Regions from separate parts of the Homo sapiens genome. Here region 2 is linked to region 1. Evidence: chromatin loops called from intact Hi-C (ENCODE). Cell type or tissue: CD14-positive monocyte. All regions are shown on one strand. Each heading gives the region's core, and the rest is flanking DNA. Links, peaks and the distances in the headings are about the cores only. Region 1 overlaps PHLPP1 (PH domain and leucine rich repeat protein phosphatase 1). Region 2 has its middle 77 kb from the start of PHLPP1.

Region 1 (5,382 bases), core at 154-5,153:
GGCTGAGCAGCTGCAGTGTTTCTGTCCGGAGGAAATGGATCTTAGGCCACTGGACAAGAACCTGCACCCAAGGGCCCTGAACCCATTTTCCTCCCCTGTCCCAGCCTTCCCACTTTGACAGACACTTTTAACTGTGTTCCTTACTGCTGCCACAATCAGCATGGTTGTATAGTGCCCCATTAGGCCATTTACATACCCAGAGTTATACTCAAGCAGAATGCACAAATGGACATGTCATAATTTTTGTTACAATAAATATGAAATTTACAAGTATTTACAAGTATCTGCTTTTGTCTCAGCAGCCAGATGTTTCTTGGAGACAGTCACACTAGCTTGCGTTTAGAAAGAATGGATGGAATATTGGGGTTATCAGATATTTCTGATTTTTTTTTTAAGAGAAAAACATCCAGTAAGTTAACCTACATTGAATGAAATGTGAAATTAACCAAATGGTAAGCAGTATAATTAGCTGATCTTACAGCTTTTCTTTTCTTTTCTTTTCTTTTTTTTTTTTTTTTGAAATGGAGTCTCGCTCTGTCTCCCAGGCTGGAGTGCAGTGGTGTGTTCTCTGCCCACTGCAACCTCCGCCTCCCGGGTTCAAGTGATTCTCCTGCCTCAGCCTCTGAATAGCTGGCATTACAGGCACCCGCCACCATGCCCAGCCAATTTTTGTATTTTTAGTAAAGATGGGGTTTCACCATGTTGGCCAGGCTGGTCTCATACTCCTAACCTCAAGTGATCTGCCCACCTCAGCCTCCCAAAGTGCTAGGATTACAGGTGTGAGCCACTGTGCCAGGCCTGATCTTACAGCTTTTCTATTTCTTCTTATGACTTAGGGTAAGATGTTTGGGTACTTCTTAGGGAAGATGTGAGAAGGGGGATAGACAGAGGTTGCATAGATAGGGGAGATCCCTGGACAACTTTACTCTCACGAAGCGAAGTTTTCAGTTTTCCTGGGGGGCCTGTAGCTCACATAAGCAGGTTAACCTGCCTCTTACTTGGACAGGGTCAATCAAGCTGGTTGGCTTGCCTTCCACCACCAGCAGGAATCGTGTAGGTGCAGCGGTGTGTACTTAAGAAAGCCAGTATTCCCAGCTACTAGTCAACTGCATTTACAGACAGGGACCTCCGCCTTCACCTCGCCCCCACCCTACACGTGTGAACCTTGTGTGGAAGATACTGTTGGTCTTCATCTCACATGGACCACCTTCCTATGTAGACCTGGCTTCCTTCTTTAGGTCTGCCCTTGGGTGGGACCTGGCTAATTCAGTGACAGGGCAGTTCTTATTTCTTAACTAGTAGACTTGGTGGTGGGCTCTGTGTCCCCCTCTAGGAGGCCGCTGGGTGGACTTTGTTTTCGTAATGGCCGTACTTCATTTCCACATCAGGCTACTTGCACACAGTGCTCTTTGGAAACCACTAAAGCCATGGAAGAGAATTGCCTCATCTCGGCCCAGTGAGAGACCCAGGGACCAAGGAAGCTGACTCCCCAGTACAGGCGGAGCGCTCTGGCTGAGACTGGAAGCTAAACCACCTTGGGACCCCTGCCCCGGTTCCACTTCCCAGCCCCTTACCTTGTCCCTCGGGCTGCCCCACTGGGTTGAAGCAGATGTGGACAACTCCAAGCTCTCACACCGACGCCTTAGTTCCTGCAGGTCTGGGCTGCTTCTCTGACTTCCTCAGTTCTTAAACCCCCTCTGGGCAGGGTTCACCTGTCCCCGGGGGTGGAGCACACCCCGGCCTTGTATGTGGATCTCTTCCACCGCAGCTCACTTCCAGAGTGGTCAGAACTGGCTGAGCGTGGTCCACGGAGGCAGCAATCGCTTCCAGATTCTAAAATGGGCCCCACAGCAACTCTGTGCCAGGGGCAGCCACTGGGCCCCACAAGCTCTGATGCAGGGACACCTCATTTCCTAACTTCTGTGTCTGCTGCAGGAGAAAGGGGTATGAGACTTGGAATTGCTTTTTTCCTGAGTCCTCCAGTTTATTTGTGCTTGCTGCTGGGTTTATTGTCTCTTTTCGGTCCCATTGTGCACATACTACATGTAAGGCACCTTGGAGTGAGACTGCCCTTTGGAGGCTTGGGGTAAGTAGGGCATTTAGATGAAAAGGTAATTCAGTCAAGCACATGTTGAGTGACCAAAGTGGCATAGACTTAGCTGATAGGTCTCCATGCGGTTGCATAGGAGCTGCCTCAGTTATTTCTGAGGAGTTTCTTTGCATTTCTGTTTATCCAGATAGCATCTAATAGTATATGTAGAGCTGCTTATACAACTGAAAGTGCTTTCTGAATATTAAAGTGCTTAATATTTGAAGATCCCTGAAGCCACAGTGTCTGCAGGGTAAGTATTAGGGAGAAGGGCATTCCCGCCTGCTCTATTCCCTGCTTCCTGCTGGAAATCCAGATAATTGGGAAAGGGCTTTGAGGGGAGAGAAAGGAAGAAATGAAACGGGAAGCGGAGAGCTGTGGTGAGCCTTGCTAGGAGAAGAACCCCTGATCGAGGACCCTAGAAACTGTTTGGTGTTGGATCCAGCGCATGCTGCCCGCCCTGTGCTGCCCTCAAGCTTCCTGCCCTTCGCTCCTGCTCCCGAGCACTGGCTTTGATGAGAGGTAGCAGAGCCGATCTCTGGGACCCAGAAACCCCACCTGCCTGCCTTGGTTTCTCTTGATTGCTTTTGTCACAGCACCACCTGCTGGTAAGCTTAGACTTTGGGTGGAAATGGGCTTCACTCTTTATCCTTCCTTCACTTTCCCAGAAGAAACAAAGTGTTTAAGTTTCTTATCACTGTATTTTCGTAAACACATGATAGCAAACTCCTATACCACTGTCAAGTATAGCCGAGAAGCTGTGTTTCCGCTTTGTAAGACAGTAGAAGTGATGACAGCTGGTTCCTGTGATGAGCCTGATTTTCCATGGGAAATTGACATGCAGAAATATTAAGATGGATAACCAGAATCATATAGTTTTGCTGGGAGAGAAGTCTGTCTTCAATGTCCATCTAATTCCCAATTCCCCTTTCCATGGTTAAAAAAAGCAAAACACAAAGCATCTGTTAACATGTTCTGGACCTTATAGGATAACACCTGAGAGTCCCCTCACCACTGGCACTGCAGGGGAGAGAAGAAGAATTCCATTTGATCATGTGAACATTCATCAAAGGGTATTTTGAGTTCATCCCTGACATGTTATCACAAGATAGAATTTCAGGCCGGGCACGGGGGCTCATGCCTATAATCCCAGCACTTAGGGAGGCCAAGGCGGGTGGATCACTTGAGGTCAGGAGTTCGAGACCAGCCTGGCCAACATACTGAAATCTCGTCTCTACTAAAAATACAAAAATTAGCCAGGTGTAGTGGTGCATGCCTGTAATCCCAGCTACTCGGGAGGCTGAGGCAGGAGAATCGCTTGAACACAGGAGTCGGAGGTTACAATGAGCCGAGATTACGCCACTGCATTCCAGCCTGGAATGCAGAGACTGGAACAGCCTGGCGACAGAGACTCTGTCTCAAAAAAAATTTTTTTTTCTTTTATTATCATACTTTAAGTTCTAGGGTACATGTGCACAACGTGCAGGTTTGTTACATATATATACATGTGCCATGTTGGTGTGCTGCACCCATTAACTCGTCATTTACATTAGGTATATCTCCTAATGCTATCCCTCCCCGCTCCCCCACGCCACAACAGGCCCCGGTGTGTGATGTTCCCCACCCTATGTCCAAGTGTTCTTATTGTTCAATTCCCACCTATGAGTGAGAACATGCGGTGTTTGGTTTTCTGGCCTTGTGATAGTTTGCTGAGAATGATGATTTCTAGCTTCATCCATGTCCCTGCAAAGGACATGAACTCATCCTAAAAAAAGATAGAATTTCTATAAAGTGTGGGTTTCTGGTATCTGCCTTACCTACCTCTCCAGCAATCAAATTAGGTCATGTATTTGCAGTAATTTAAATACTAAAGCCTTATGTAAGTGTAAATATTGTCATTGTTACAAATGAAGGAACTAAGGGGCGTCTGAAAGAAAATAATGAGGAATGCAGCAAAAGCACCTTTTTAAGCCAGGTATGGTACTGTGGGCCTGAAGTTAGTCCCAGCAACTTGGGAGGCTGAGGCTAGAGGATCACTTGAGCCAACGAGTTCAAGGCCAGCCTGGGCAACACAGCAAGCCCCTGACTCTTAAAAAAAAAAAAAAAAGAAAGAAAAAAGTACCTTTTTGAAAATGGGAAACTCTTAAGTCACTTATTACAATTGTTATAGAAGGAAAAGCACTGGTAATGATGGAGAAAATGGGCTTCTCTCATTTGTTGCCATTTCATTTTTCTTTCATTGCATCCCCCTAACTCACACTGTGCAAACTAGTCTATGGAAACTCTTATCTCACTATTGTCATTTATCTGTCATGAACTGATTCTTATTGCTATGTATTTGAAAGACGGCTCTAAGGTGGTTTTTTTTTTCCCCTAAGCCTCACCCCACTCAGCACCAAAATTACAACAAAGTTCCAACTTAGTACGGCGAGTCTATTGCCCTGCTCACTAAGTGAATGTAGGAATTACATCTAGCAGACAAAGCTTTGGGCTGGTGATGGAAAGCACACCCCACCGCTCACACCCTCCTGCTTCACTGTGTGCATTCATTCAACGTGTTTAGGAAACACCAGTAAAGAGCTGGCTACTTTGCATGGCTCTGCCTCACCAGCACGGGGCCCTGAGAAAATGGCTTGGTGTGGAGGTGGCTGTGCTAACCTCATGAGGGTGTGAGCCAGCCTGACGATGGCCTACGGGCCCACATGAATGGCAGAAGCCAGTGTGGAGGCCCCATATATTGTCCTGTTCCTTCTGGAAGACTAAGGTTGAACACTGCCGAGGAAATTGGCAGATGGGTCCTCAAGGCAGCCGTCCATTTTCTGGGGTGTGTGGTAGAAAGCTGGAGGCTATGCTGTCCCCAGCCCTGATGTGAGTACCCATAAACAATCATGGCATTTCTCCAGCTTCGGTTCATGAGTCCCTTCATTTTATGCCCAATCAGAAACACAGTGTTCTTCTATCCTGTGCAGAGGGGGAAGCAACAGAACACTTGGAGAATTTTCTTCCATCTGCTCATGACTGGAATTGCTCTCATTGTCATTCCTCCGCTTTTCTAAGGACAGGGAAGGAAAACTGCCTTCACTGAAATCACAGGTACTTTCTAGTCATTCAGTTTCTTAGGTCTTATTCCATTCTGGTAAGCTGGCACTTTCCCCTAATTACCAATCTTACCTATTGAGAGAAAGTTGAAATGGCAACAAAGATGGTTTTCCCAAATGCTACACCTCCAGATGTTGACTTTTCTTGAACTCATAAATAAGTGATTTGCTCTTCTGAATTTTCAAGAAAACTGC
Region 2 (5,382 bases), core at 259-5,258, 340 kb before region 1:
TTTTTTGAGACGGAGTATCGCTCTGTCCCCCAGGCTGGAGTGCAGTGACACGATCTCAGCTCACTGCAACCTCTGCCTCCCAGGTTCAAGCAATTCTCTGCCTCAGCCTCCCTAGTAGCTGGGATTACAGGTGCCCGCCACCACATCTGGCTAATTTTCGTATTTTTATTAGAGATGGCGTTTCACCATCTTGGCCAGGCTGGTCTTGAACTCTTAACCTCATGATCCACCCACCTCGGCCTCCCAAAGTGCTGGAATTACAGGCATGAGCCACCACCCCCAGCCTCTTTCTTTTCTTTTTTGAGACAGGGTCTCACTCTATCACCCAGCCTGAATGCAGTGGCACGATCACAGCTCACTGAGGCCTTAACCTCCCAAGCTCAAGCAATCCTCCTGCCTCAGCCTCTTGAGTAGCTGGGACTACAGGCATGCACCACCACGCTTGGCTAACTTTTTATTTTTTGTTGAGATGGGCGTCTCGCTATATTACCCAGGCTGGTCTCAAACTCCTGGCTTCAAGCAACCCTCCCACCTCAGCCTCCCAAAGTGCTGGGATTACAGGCATGAGCCATTGTGCCCACACTTGCTTTTTTTCTCTTTTTTTTGAGACAGAGTCTCACCCTGTCACCCAGGCTGGAGTGCAATGGCAGAATCTCAGCTCACTGCCACCTCTGCCTCCTGGGTTCAAGCGATTTTCCTGCCTCAGCCTCCCCAGTAGCTGGGATTACAGGTGCACACCACCACGCCAGGCTAATTTTTTGTATCTTTAGTAGAGACGGGGTTCACCATCTTGGCCAGGCTGGGTCTCGAACTCCTGACCTTGTGATCCACCTGCCTCAGCCTCCCAAAGTGCTGGGATTACAGGCATGAGCCACCGCACCTGGCCACTTTGTTTCTTAATTGGTTCATAAATCAGGCAGTGAAGGGAATGTTGTCTGTTGGAATCCCTCAAAGACCCTAACAGAAGTGGAAAACCAAGGGCAGAACTTGAGTAAATTGCCACATCTGTACTCTGATCAGGCAGCTTCAAATTCACATAAAGGAAAGAGGCTAAGGAAACTCCCTCTCCGTGTCTGTGGGTAAGTGTATTTACTGCTTGTGATGTATAAGACAACGCTGTAGGTATTTGGCGGCCCCAAAGACATATATGCTTCTTGGCATTCCCAGGACTTGGAATCCCATTGAAGCAAAGGCCATATCCATATTTACCTTCGTGTGTTTACCACTGGTTGTGCTGGCAAGGTTCTTGCTCTGCTGGCTTCATCTGCCTAGGGAGTTGGTTTCAAACCCTGGGATATTCATTTTCCTCCCCTGGACATGACATCATCATGTTTGCAACACCTCAACAGGCATCTCATCCAACAAGAACTGTGTTTTCTTCATTGTAATGAAATACTTAGGAAGACATGAAACCAGCCCTGTGTTTCAGCAGAACACACAAATCTAGGGTGAAATGGTTCCTTTCTTTGTCCCACTGTTAAACTCCATGCTGTATTCAGTTCCATCTTTTTTAGCTGTGATTAGGGATGAGACAAACTTAGGGCCCATGAGGAAAGGTTAAAGCAAAGGAGATTATTGTAGGGAGAAAGCTGAAGAGCAGGTTCACTGTCGTGGAATCCAGTAGCAAGGGGTAGATATTTGGCAGTTAGTGACCAGCTAGTGTTCATCTCCACTAAGGAAAGGAGAGGAAGTAGCCTTAGGCTGTGGCAGAGGGGTTGAGTCTTGGAAAGGGAGACACAGGGACTCAGTGGAACTGCCTTTTCTTGAGAACTTGACAATTAGGGTCACTTTTAGTCTGCCTGGGACAGTTGGCGTTACTCTTCAAATAAGTTTCAGAAAGAAATAACAAACCCATGGCACCAAAAACATTTGACCAAACCCATTCTCATCAAAAGAGGGCTTTTTGTTTCTGTTTTGCCCTGGGGAATCCGGTCATTACTGCCCTCTTTCCAGGAACCACTCAAATATGAGTAATACTGTGAATCCTGTTCATATGAACGTTACAGTTATTTCTATCTCCAGTCAAGAGCAGTGCCCATCTTAGAAGCTGGCTAAGGTTTCAGAGCAGCTTTGGAAGCAATATTTATTTGTAGCACATGTATGTATCTATAAAATCCTACCTAAGTAAAACAAGTGTTTCTAGAATCATGTGCCATTTGGGGAATGGAAAACTCAAAATGTAAATTGTTATGCAGGTCCTGTGATGGATTCCCCAACAGACATGTCAGTTCGTGGACAACATCCCCCATAAGTCACCGTGGGTCCTGGGGCATCCTCCTTTCCCCACCAGGGGGCAGAAGCCCTGCTTCTCACACCAGCTCAGAGTTTCTAAAACTGTGACTCGTGCCACTACTGGTGTTTGAGGCAATTTTAGTGACATACATTTCATCTTTTTTTCCCTTCTTTTCTTATACGTTAAACGAAAATAACCAAAGAGTAGATATTCCAAAGAGAAGTGAGAAGAGGCTGAGAATAACATGAGCAGAGAAATATGACATGCATTTGCTGTTTGTAAACAAGAGGGAGAAGACTATTGAAAAAGTATGGTGAGAGGACCAAGTTAAGACAGAAGGTAAATCAGTTTGTTTGTTTGTTTGTTTGTTTATTTAGAGACAGAGTCTCACTCTGTCACCCAGGCTGGAGTGCAGTGGCACGATCTCAGCTCACTTCAACCTCCGCCTCCTGGGTTCAAGCGATTCTCCTGCCTCAGCCTCCCAAGTAGTTGGGACTACAGGTGCACACCACCAAGCCTGACTAATTTTTGTATTTTTAGTAAAGACAGGGTTTCACCATGTTGGCCAGGCTGATCTCGGACTCCTGACTTTAGGTGATCCACCCACCTCAGACTCCCAAAGTGCTGAGATTACAGGCATGAGCTACCACACCCGGCCCTATAAATAAGTTTAGACAGAAAATGTGGAATCTGTCAGAGGGGACCTTGGAAGCAGTAATAAATGTAATAAACAGCATGTTAGTAATAGAACATGGGCTTTGGAGAAAATGAGATAGAATGCTGAGGTTGAGTTGCTTAACTCTCTGGCCATGGATGCAATGATGACTGGTTTTTTTTTGTTGTTTTTTGTTTGTTTGTTTGTTTGTTTGTTTTTTAACTAATGGAAAATGGGGTACTGGTGATCTACAGATTGTGATGGTGTCACAATTAATTAAATTATCACTGGTGGTAGTTATGTTTCTGGCAATAACTGATAGGTTACTCTGTATCAAACTTGTTTCTGAAAACAACTAGAAAGCTGAGATAAATATAAAAACATTTTTTAGGACATTGGAGAGCTACCAAGGTACTGAGAATTTGCAATACCAAGATTAGAGTATTTTCTCCAACTGCAGTTAAAACTAAAAATAGGTAACAAAAAGTTAAGGAGAAAAATCTCCATATGTTGGGAAATTAATCAATATGCTTATAATACCCATAAGTCAAAGGAGAAATTACAATGGAAATTAGAAAATATTTTGAATTAAGCCACAATTAAATTTCTGCATTTCACAATTTGTGGGATTTATTTAAAGCCAAGCTTAGAAGAAAACTTATAGCTTTAAAATGCACATATTCGAAAAGAAAAAAAGTGAAAACCAATGGTCTAAGAATCTATGTTTATAGCACATACATGTTTATAGCAACAGAGTTTGCAATTGCAAAAATATAGAACCAGCCCAAATGCCCATCAATCAACAAGTGGATAAAGAATATGTGGTATATATATATATATATATATATATATATATATATATATATATATATATATATACACACACACACACACACACACCATGGAATACTACTCAGCCATAAAAAGGAACAAAATAATGGCGTTTTCAGCAACCTGGTTGGAATTGGAGACTATTATTCTAAGTGAAATAACTCAGGAATGGAAAACCAAACATCATATGTTCTCACTCATATGTGGGAACTAAGCTGTGAGGACGCAAAGACATAAGAGTAATACATTGGATTTTGGGGCCTCAGGGGAAAGGGTGGGGGGTGGTGAGGGATGAAAGACTACACATGGGGCACAGCGTTCACTGCTTGAATGATGAGTGCACCAAAATCTCAGAAATCACCACTAAAGAACTTATTCATGTAACCAAAGACCACCTGTTCCCCAAAAACCTATTGAAATAAAAAATTAAAAATTTAAAAAAGAATCTATCGAAATAATTTAGAAAATAATAAAAAAATCCAATCTAATTCTAAAAAGAAAAAAAAAAGCAGAAATTAGTAAAAAAGAAAATAAATCTACAATCAACCAACAATACCAAAAGTTGGCACCTTGAAGATCAATAAAAGACAAGACCAATTAACATAGAGAAGACACAAACAATACACGAAATTCAAAAGAAGGACATCACAATCAAACCTACATTTAAAAAAAAAAAGATATCATGGGAAACTTTATGCCCATAATTTGAAAATTGTAATGAACAAATTAAAAACCAAGACATGCAAAAACTAACAAAAGAACTAAAAAATTATAATAAAGCAATTAAAGCAATGAATTTAAAATGGTATGACAAAAAAACACAAAACGAGATGGCTTCACTGGTAAATTCTACCAACTTTTTTTTTTTTTTTTTTGAGACAGAGTCTCACTCTGTTACTCAGGCTGGAGTGCAGTGGTGCGATCCTGGCTCACTGCAACCCCTGCCTCCCAGATTCAAGCGATTCTCCTACCTCAGCCTCTGGAGTATCTGGGATTACAGGTGCCTGCCACCACCCCTGGCTATTTAAATTCTACCAACATTTAAAGAAACTCTTTTAAAGAATAAATAAAGAGGGAATACTTCTCAACATGTTTTATGAAGCCAGGAAAATCTTGATATCAAGGTGTTCAGTTTTATTGATCTTTTCAAAGAACCAACTTTTGGTCTTATTGATTTTCTCAATTATATTCTGTTTCCAATTTCATTGATTTTTGTTCTTTATAATTGTTTTATCATTTTGCGTGCTTTAGGATTTATTTACTCTTCTTTTCTAGTTTCTAAGATGGAAGCCTACATTAGCAACTTGAGACCTTTCTTTTCTAATGTAAGTATTTCACGGCATAAATTTCCCTCCAAGCACTGCTTTGGCTTCACTCCATAAATTTCGATAAATTGTGTTTTCATTTTCATTCAGTTAAAAATATTTTAAAAATTTTTTCTTGAGATTTCCTTGTAGACACTGGACTGCATTAAAATTAGAAACATTTTTGCATCAAAGGATACCATTAAAGGAGTAAAATGACAGACCACAAAGTAGGAGAAGGTATTTATAGCACAAATACATGACAAAGGGCTTAGACCCAGAATACATAAAGAACTCCTACAAATCAATAAGGAAAAGACCACCCATTAGGAAAATAGGCAAAAGACAAAAAAAAAAAA

Evidence for each region. Hi-C counts contacts between places; a loop is a spot of excess contacts. Peaks named below come from ENCODE experiments on the same cell type or tissue, not always from the same donor. Only the 100,000 strongest peaks of a DNase experiment are listed, where the experiment ranks them.
Region 2: it touches region 1 in a loop (2.3-fold over the local background); 19 of 110 quality-filtered maps call a loop at or near these places.

Annotation. Positions count from the first base shown.
Region 1 is chr18:62,980,161-62,985,542 of GRCh38, forward strand. PHLPP1 (PH domain and leucine rich repeat protein phosphatase 1) reads left to right here. Exons shown (of 17, transcript NM_194449.4): 17 at 1-273. Among named protein-coding and RNA genes, the nearest start is that of PHLPP1, 270 kb to the left of the region's middle. In CD14-positive monocyte, for the core only: CTCF peaks have their summits at 2,676 (motif pointing left) and 2,879; a DNase peak (open chromatin) is centred at 2,661; H3K4me3 peaks cover 887 bases; H3K27ac peaks cover 406 bases.
Region 2 is chr18:62,636,303-62,641,684 of GRCh38, forward strand. No RefSeq gene overlaps it. Among named protein-coding and RNA genes, the nearest start is that of PHLPP1, 77 kb to the right of the region's middle. In CD14-positive monocyte, for the core only: CTCF peaks have their summits at 2,279 (motif pointing right) and 2,483; a DNase peak (open chromatin) is centred at 2,289.